Linked DNA regions of Homo sapiens: region 1 is linked to region 2. A link is a loop called in an ENCODE intact Hi-C map of the cell type or tissue named here. Cell type or tissue: IMR-90. All regions are shown on one strand. Links, peaks and the distances in the headings refer to the core of each region. The heading gives the core; the rest is flanking DNA.

Region 1 (4,515 bases), core at 344-4,343, 210 kb before region 2:
GTAGATACTGAACTACTGTTTTTCCTTTTCTGTGTTTATTCAGCAAAAAAGGGCGCTGGGCACAGTGGCTCACGCCTGTAATCCCAGCACTTTGGGAAGCCAAGGCAGGCGGATCACCTGAGGTCAGGAGTTCAAGACCAGCCTGGCCAACATGGTGAAACCCTGTCTCTACACAAATACAGAAATTAGCTGGGCATGATGGCAGGTGCCTGTAATCCCAGCTACTCAGGAGCCTGAGGTGGGAGAATCGTTTGAACCCAGGAGGCAGAGGTTGTAGTGAGCTGAGATCGCGCCACTGCACTCCAGCCTGGGCGAAAGAGTGAGACTCCATCTCAAAAAAAAAAAAAAAAAAAAAGGTTGGGGGAAAGGGGGAAGATATCAGTTTATTCACTGGCCATTTATATGCCAGACACTGTAGCAGGTGCTTTGCCTGTTCGGTCTCATTTAATCTTCGTAACTATCCTGGAATTAAATATTGTGTTCCCATTTTACGGATAAGAAATGGGGCTAAAATTTGTGCAAGGTCAGTGTAGCTAAACATAGAGCTGGGTTTGTATTGTTTTCACTCACTGAACTATCTTACCTCTTTACCCACTTTCTTTTTTCTTTCCTTTCAAAGATGTGACTATACCATATGTGTGTTTGACTGAATGAATTTAGGTCATTTTGATTTTTTAATGAATTGATATATAGCTGTGATCACTAACTCCTAAAATAACTGTGCACTAAGGAAATTGGACCATCGTGTGTTTACCGTATGTTGCCCTACTTTAGAAGAGTGTTTCTGATTGTTTTTCTTTCAGATTGGAAGAATTGTTGAAAATTCTGATGCTGTTACTGAGATTCTAAATAATGCTGAATTACTAAAACAAATTGTTTATTGCATTGGTGGAGAGAATCTATCTGTAGCAAAAGCGGTGAGTCTACTAGAATCATTGACTTAAATGTGCAGAGACATCGGTGTCCCAAAAGATAAAGAAAGGCCTTCTGAATTGAGAGGTGAAGGTTTAGAATGGATGATTTGCGTAATGGAATTTACAACTTCATATGGATTGTGTAAAATAAATGGTTGTCAAGTAAATACTAGTAAACCCCTTTCATTTTCTAGGATATACATATCTACAGTATCCATCATAATTCTATGGGGGATACCTTGCGTCTTTTCCAATTATAAATAATAGCTAAAACATGGGCAAGGTGCATTCCATGCACTATTTTTACATCACTCTTATGAAGTAGATAATAACCTGCATTTTGGGAATGTAAGAGATATTTTCTTTCGTTATAAGGCTATCAAATCCCTGTCAAGAATATCACTAACCCAAGCTGGACTGGAGGCTTTATTTGAAAGCAATCTGCTGGATGATTTGAAAAGTGTAATGAAAACAAATGACATTGTTCGATACAGGGTGTATGAGGTAAGATAAAAAGCACACTTTCTCATGCTTACAAAGCAGAATGCAGTTTGGCTTATGCTGAAAAGCAAGATGGCTCATTAAGTATATAATCTGTGTTTGGCCCTACAGTAGGTGCTGGGAATATAAGGATGCATTCCCAGCCTAGTATGTGAGACAGTCATAAAAAATACTTACAGCCCAGCTCTATGGGAGGCAAGGGCAGGAGGACCCCTTGAGGCCAGGAGTTTCAGACCAGCCTGGGCAACATAGTGAGACCCCATCTCTACAACGATTTTAAAAATTAGCTGTGCATGGTGGTATGTGCATGTCGTCCCAGCTACTCAGGAGGTTGAAGTGGGAGGATCAACTGAGCCCAGAAAGTTGAAGCAGCAGTGAGCCGTGGTTGCACTACTGCACTCCAGCCTGGCCAACAGAGCAAGACCCTTTTTATATATATATATATATTTACAGTGCAATATAATTACTATGATAGAGAAGATATTGAAACCAGACTTGAAAAAATTTGTAGTAGTAATAAGAAATGGCCCTTATTTGTACCAGCTTTGTACTAAGCACTATGCTAAAATACTCACATATATTATCTTTAATTCTTACAGTAAACTTTGTATGTTGTTATCATTAACCTCATATTGATGGAGCAATTGATCCAAGACCACACAGTTAATAGGGTGCATGTTTGAAATAGAATCCTCTATAGTCTAATTCCATCTTCAGAACACTTTCTTACTTTGCATGTCATGATACCATACTATGCTGCTTTTCCTTCTACCTCTCAGTTTCTTCTCAGCCTCCTGGCTCATTATCCTCCGTTGAATCTTTAATTGTTGGAGTTGATGAAAACAGAGTTCCAAGCCCTGCTTTCACGGTACTCTACTCATTCCTAGGCAGTTTTACTCACTTATGATTTCACTTCCCATCAGTGATGATGCCTCTCAGATGTAAACTTCCAACTGAGACCTTTCTTCTGAGCTCGAACCTTCATGCTCAACTGCTTACTCACTCTTGGCCCCTTGGGTATATTCTAGGCCACTCAAACTCATGCTGAAATCAAATTCCTGATCTTCCTTATCCACCCTATCCCCCTAATAAAAAATAAGACAACAAACTGGCTGTGTCTCACAGTCTGCTTAGTTGGGTATTAGACCTTGGCTCATTCTGAGGCCTGTTTTCCTTGCCACATATCCATTCGGTCATCATATTTTGTTGATTTTATTTAAACCCCTGCATTTCTCTTCATTAGTACAGCTTCTACCACCCTAGACTAACTTACTGGTGTCACTCACCTGGGCTACTATATTTGCATCCAAACTGGTCTCCACTCATCCATTTTTATCATCCCTAGTCTATCTTCTCATGCAGTCAGAATGGTCTTTTAAAAGTCCAAATCTGATTGTGTCATTTCTCTGCTTAAAACCCTTCAGTGTCTTCCTATATCTCTCAGTAAGACCTCAGAACATACTTGCTGAATGAGTGAGTGAATGACTGACTGACTGACTGACAGGATGCCTGAATGAGTGAATGGTTTTATAATCTGTTTGTTGTGGCTGATTCAGGCTTTTGTACCCTGATTGATGATTGCTTGGGCGGGAAAGTGCTGATACACCTAGATATAATGGAACATTTCTGTGCCAAGGTGGCAGGGCATGGTGGCTCATGCCTGTAATCTCAACACTTCAGGAGGCCAGGGCGGGCAGATCACTTGAGGGCAGGAGTTCAAGACAAGCCTGGCCAACATAGCAAAACCCCATCGCTACTAAAAATACAAAACAATTAGCCAGGTGTGGTGGTGCATGCCTGTAATCCCAGCTACTGGGGAGGCTGAGGCACGAGAATCGCTTGAACTCAAGAGGCAGAGGTTGCAGTGAGCTGAGATCACGCCACTGCACTCCAGCCTAGGTGACAGAGTGAGACTCTGTCTCAAAAATAATAATAATAATAATCTGTGCCAAAGTAATTTCTTATGCGTTCACTGAAGTTTTTCTACTTAAAGAGACAAATAATGGATTTTTTAAAACTCATTTATAAAAAGTACCTAGTCCTACATTTAACTTAAAATGAGATCTATCAGGCGTAGGGCTGATTTGACCTTTTTCTTTTTTCTGTGTTTTTTTTTTTATTTCAGCTAATTATAGAGATTTCTTCCGTGTCACCAGAATCTTTAAACTACTGTACCACAAGTGGATTGGTAACCCAGCTCCTGAGAGAGCTGACTGGTGAGGATGTGTTGGTCAGGTGTGTTGACTGAGTTCTTAAAGTGAAATATCCTCTTTTGAAGGGCTGGGAAACAACCTTGGGACATCTGTGATTTTCTCTATTAGAGACTTTGCCCAGGTTGCAATCTCATGACTGATGTGTGTCCTGAAGGAGGGATCTTTAGAAAATTGTTCAAGTTACATCGTGACAACATACTGGAACTTGGGAAAGCCCCACATGACAATTCAGCTACTTTCAAGTGACTCTGTTCCATGTCCCTAGGCCTGTGTGCTCTTAAAAAGTTGCAATCATGTGGTAACTGCCATTTTGAATTACTAATATTTTATCATATTCATTTATTTTGGCATTGTTAAATAGCAACACTATGGCATGATAGAAAAAACATGGGCTAGGCCGGGTGCGGTGGCTCACGCCTGTAATCCCAGCACTTTGGGAGGCTGAGGTGGGCGATTCATGAGGTCAGGAGTTCAAGACCAGCCTGGCCAACATAGTGAAACCCTGTCCCTACTAAAAATACAAAAATTAGCTGGGTATGGTGGCATGTGCCTATATTCCCAGCTACTCAGGAGGCTGAGGAAGGAGAATTGCTTGAACCTGGGAGGTGGAGGTTGCACCACTGTACTCCAGCCTGGGCAACAGAGTAAGACTCTGTCTCAAAAAAAAAAAAAAAAAAGAATATGAGCTTTTCAAAATGAGGAAGACTTGGCTTGCATGCCTCTCTACTATTTATTAGCTGTTTGGCCTTGGACAGATAATTATAAGCTTTCTACATCTCAGTTTCCTCATCTCTCAGAACAGTAACTAAAAAAGATATTGTGCCAGGTGCAGTGGCTCACAGCCTGTAATCCCAGCACTTTGGGAGGCTGAGGCGGATGGATTACCT
Region 2 (4,515 bases), core at 334-4,333:
GGTTGATTCTTCTGAAATAGTTTGGAAGGGCCTTTATCTTCTAAGTAGGATGTACTAGATCACAGCAAGCCAAACTCCTGCTACAACAAACTTGAAAAAGTACGTAAATTAAAAAAAAAAAAAAAAAGTCATATACCTATGGAGGCAAGGAGAACTATAGGAACTAAAATTCCAGAAAGGTTGGAACTCTTCCTAGGTAAACTGATGATCACCAGCCATTGTCTTTCCAGGGGACATTTGCTGATTCTGAGCATAGGCAAAGAATGAGCTAGACCCAAGCAAAGGAATTCTTTAGGAAAGAGATACAAGAAATGTTTTTGGCAGTCATTTGAGGCTTGCATGATGGTTGGAAACAAGAGGATCCCCAAACACAAGGCCAGCTTTCCCACAGGATATTAGCCGACTATGCAAAAGATGGAAGGCTGGGCCAGAAAGGTAGAAAAAAATCTCTTTCTCTTTCAGTCTTGTGCTGAGGAGACAAAATCCCTTTAGAAAGAGAGGGCCTGCTATGACATTCAATTATCTCCCCCTCAAGATGTCTTCAGACTCTGAGGGTGCATGCAGTGGGACCTAAGCTCAAATTACCAAAGGCCAATACAAATCTCTCACAGTCTTTTAGGGCTAAGGAGACACAGGCTTGCTAGGCTCTGACCAAGAAATAGTAAGGAACCAGAAGTTGATTAACTCATACTAAAATTACAGTCCACCCTCAAGCCGCCTCACCTTCTGATTGGATTGAAGTAATTCTCTCATTATATCTGCCTAACAGATGAAAGGGGAGCCCTCTCTGGTTCTTTTATATACTGTGTCCGGCATACAATAAAAAATACTGGACAATGCAAAGACAGAAAAATGTGACCAATACCAAAGAGAAAAAAAATGAGCAATGGAAGCAGACCTTTAGGTGATCTAGGTGTTAGAGTCAACTTAGAAAGACTTGACTAAAGTTAGTATTTTCATACAATAAAGGGAAAATCAGACAAAATAGGTGAAGAGAGGCAAAATGTCAATAGAAATTGGAATCTCTAAAATATCAAATGAACAAACTGGAACTGAAAAATACAACATGTGAATTAATAACTCATTGCATTAATCTAACAGTAGATTGTACACAGTGAAGACAAAGTTAGAAGACTTGAATACAGTACAATTAAAAATATCCAAACTGAAGCATTTCGAGAAAATATAATGGAAAGAACAGAGCAGGGAAGATGTGGGACACAGCCAAAAGGTTTAGCATAAATGTAATTGGAGATCTAAAAAGAGAGGAAAGTGATACTGGATCCCAGTAATATCTGAAGAGAAAATGGCCATGAATTTTCCAAATGGATTAAAGGTGTCAACCGACAGATTCAGAAAGTTCAGCAAACCCTAAGCAATATAAAACAAAGAAAACCACATTTAGGCAAACTTAGTCAAACCATTAAAAACTAAAGCCAATTAACTTCTGATCTTAGTTTTCCTAAATGTAAGAATTAAGTATCCTTCCTTGGAAACATTTTTTTTCCCAAACAAACAAGCAAAAAAAATCAGGACACACTAGTCTGACAAGTACAAGTGTTTTTATGAGAACAGGGTGGCAAAATACTTGAAGTCAAAAGTACCCTGGAAAAATCGGTTGAAAGTTTTATTCTTCATTCAAATACTCTATAGTAAAACAAATTGATTTAGAAGAAATTGTTTTTTTTTTCTTTTATGCGATCTTGTCTCTGCCTATTTGCCAGTTTTATCTTGTGGCGTTCTTTTTCTTTACATCTGTGATCCAGTCAGACTGGCTTTTATTTCTAAAACAAGGCATGTTCCCTGGTCCCAGGGTTCTCATATATGATCTTTCCTCTGCCAAGAATGGTTTTTCTAATCCACCTCTACCTCCATCCTTGACCCCTCTGCCTTATTAAATCACATTCTTCCCTCGAGTCGTCAATTAAAGGCCACTTCATTAGAAAGCATTTCCTGATGCTCTAGGCTTAATGGTAATTTCCTTATTATATGCTCTCACATATACTTGTATTTTTTCATAGCACTTTTCACAGTTTGTAATTGTATATTTATTTGTGATTCTGAGTCACATATGGCTCACTCATGAGGGCAAGAACTTTTTTTTTTCACCATTGTATACACAATCTCTAGCATGGAGCTTTAGCATATAGTAACTACTCACTAAATTTTTATCAAATAAATGAACAAATGAATGGAAAGGCGTACAGAGGAAAGATTATTTTCAATACTGAGTAACAACAGGAATACTTCATTATACTGAGTCGATTAAAATTACTCCCTAGATCTTTTACAGTACCGAAAAGCAGTCTACATTGCTGATTCTCAGTTTTAATTTTTCTTAAGGCAACGAGGCCACTGTCTTTACTGTCATGTAAGTGCTGACCTGTCCTTTCTCTGGAGATAATTTAAGGCAAAATAATTCTTTTCATGGTTATGGTTTCTAAAAGCAGCTAGTAGTGAGAGAAATAAATGGGTTCTTTGTTTGGAATTATAATAAAAGTGGAATCCAACGTGAAGGAGTGCAAATACTGTATTTAAAATTACAAGCTTTATATAAAACCACTCTCGTCAAGTGACTTTATTTTCAACAGTGCTGTGATAAGGTTGCCCTCTGGTGGCCACTTACTGTGTTTTCACAGTCCTATTTTCACCCCCTCTACTGTTTTGCTATACCTTGTGTTTTAGATTGAAGTAGATTTTCAAAGTACTCTTTTTTTGTGGTAAGATATATTTGGATAAACATTTTGGAAAGCAATTTGACAGTAAGTATTAGAAATCTTAAAAATTGTTCTTTGATCTGGTAGTTCTATTTCCAGGAATCTATTCTAAGGAAAGAATTCTAAATTCTTAAGAAGGTTATATTCAGAGATGCTCACCAAAATGGTAGTTACAATTTTAAAAAGTTAGGCAACCCAATTTCTCACAATAGGGTATTAAGTAAATACTGTTATCTAGGCAGTATATTATTAAAAACACAGAAAACCAAATGTTGACCTTACCTTGAGCAAGTTGCTTAATCTGTTTCTTCATCTATAAATTTGATATAATAGCAGTAACTGCCTAGTGGGTTGTCGTGAAGATTAAATGCAATACACTTGTACAGCCTTTATATAGTGCCTGGTCCATCACAAGTAATCAGTAAATGGTAACTGTTACTATGTTCTCGATAAAATGTTTTGTTTTGTTTTGTTTTTTCTGAAACAGAGTTTCACCCTTGTTGCCCAGGCTGGAGTATGGTGGCGCGATCTCGGCTCACTGCAACCTCCACCTCCTGGGTTCAAGCGATTCTCCTGCCTCAGCCTCCCAAGTAGCTGGGATTACAGGCGCCCACCACCACGCCCGGCTAATTTTTTGTATTTTTAGTAGAGACGGGGTTTTGCCATGTTGGGCAGGCTGGTCTCGAACTCCTGACCTCAGGTGATCCGCCTGCCTCGGCCTCCTAAAGTGGTGGGATTACAGATGTGAGCCACTGTGCCTGGCTGATAAAATGTTTTAAAGAATGATATATAGCAATATGAGAAAGTGAAAGAAGCAAGGTATAAAATAACTTATGCCATATAATTAGACTAGTTAAAAAACAAAAGCCAAACCCCTGTAAATGAGGAAAGATTACAAAGAGAAGTACTAAAAATCTTTTTTTTTTTTTTGAGACCGAGTCTTGCTCTGTCACCAGGCTGGAGTACATGGCACGATCTCGGCTCACTGCAACCTCTGGCTCCCGGGTTCAAGCGATTCTTCTGCTTCAGCCTCCCAAGTAGCTGGGATTACAGGCGCCCACCATCACACGCCCAGCTAATTTTTGTATTTTTAGTAGACACGGGGTTTCACCATGGTGGCCAGGCTGATCTTGAACTCCTGACATTAGGTGATCCACCCATCTCGGCCTCCCAAAGTCCTGGGATTACAGACTTGAGCCACGGAGCCCAGCCTAAAAATCTTAATGAGAGATTTCCTAGGATGATTTTTTACCCCTTTCTACTCCTGTATTTTTCTAGATTTTCTTTATTAAGCACGTTTCCCTTAAAATGGAAGTGGGGGGATATTATTTTTAAAACTGGAACTTCATGTTCATATAATATACTTCCTTTGAAAATCCAGTGTACCTTTATGTATTCATAGTGTCCCATGATGAGTAACTTGACCTGAGCAGCTTGACTGAGTTGACCAATCCTCTACTCCCCAATGATACTTACTTCAGAGTATCATGCTTTCCTAGTTTTTGTGCTACCTAACCAGCTTTTCCTTCTTATTTGTTCTACTACATCTTCCTCAGTTCAGCTCCAAGCACTGGAGTGCCTCAGGGCTCAGAGCTTGTCAAGTTTGTCTTTGCCATTTAAACTTTCTCCCTAAGTGGTCTCATTCAGTCCCCTGGATTTAATTTGTATTTGTTTGTTTGTTTTAGCTCATTTTCCCCCTTAACCCTGGATTTAATTTAAATGCCATCTATATATGTGCTTATTATCAGATTTGCATTTCTCCGTTGATCTCCACACTCAAATATCCAACTGTCAAATA

Evidence for each region. A loop is a pair of places that touch in the nucleus more often than their neighbours do. Peaks named below come from ENCODE experiments on the same cell type or tissue, not always from the same donor. Only the 100,000 strongest peaks of a DNase experiment are listed, where the experiment ranks them.
Region 1: it touches region 2 in a loop (2.6-fold over the local background); 5 of 110 quality-filtered maps call a loop at or near these places.

The regions. Positions count from the first base shown.
Region 1 is chr9:120,828,234-120,832,748 of GRCh38, reverse strand. It overlaps PSMD5 (proteasome 26S subunit, non-ATPase 5), which reads left to right. Exons shown (of 10, transcript NM_005047.4): 3 at 804-917; 4 at 1,290-1,418; 5 at 3,541-3,650. Among named protein-coding and RNA genes, the nearest start is that of PSMD5, 12 kb to the left of the region's middle. In IMR-90, for the core only: no CTCF peak of the experiment used is centred there; a DNase peak (open chromatin) is centred at 2,378.
Region 2 is chr9:120,618,030-120,622,544 of GRCh38, reverse strand. All of the region lies in intron 3 of MEGF9 (multiple EGF like domains 9), which reads left to right. Among named protein-coding and RNA genes, the nearest start is that of CDK5RAP2, 40 kb to the right of the region's middle. In IMR-90, for the core only: a CTCF peak has its summit at 2,612 (motif pointing left); a DNase peak (open chromatin) is centred at 2,614.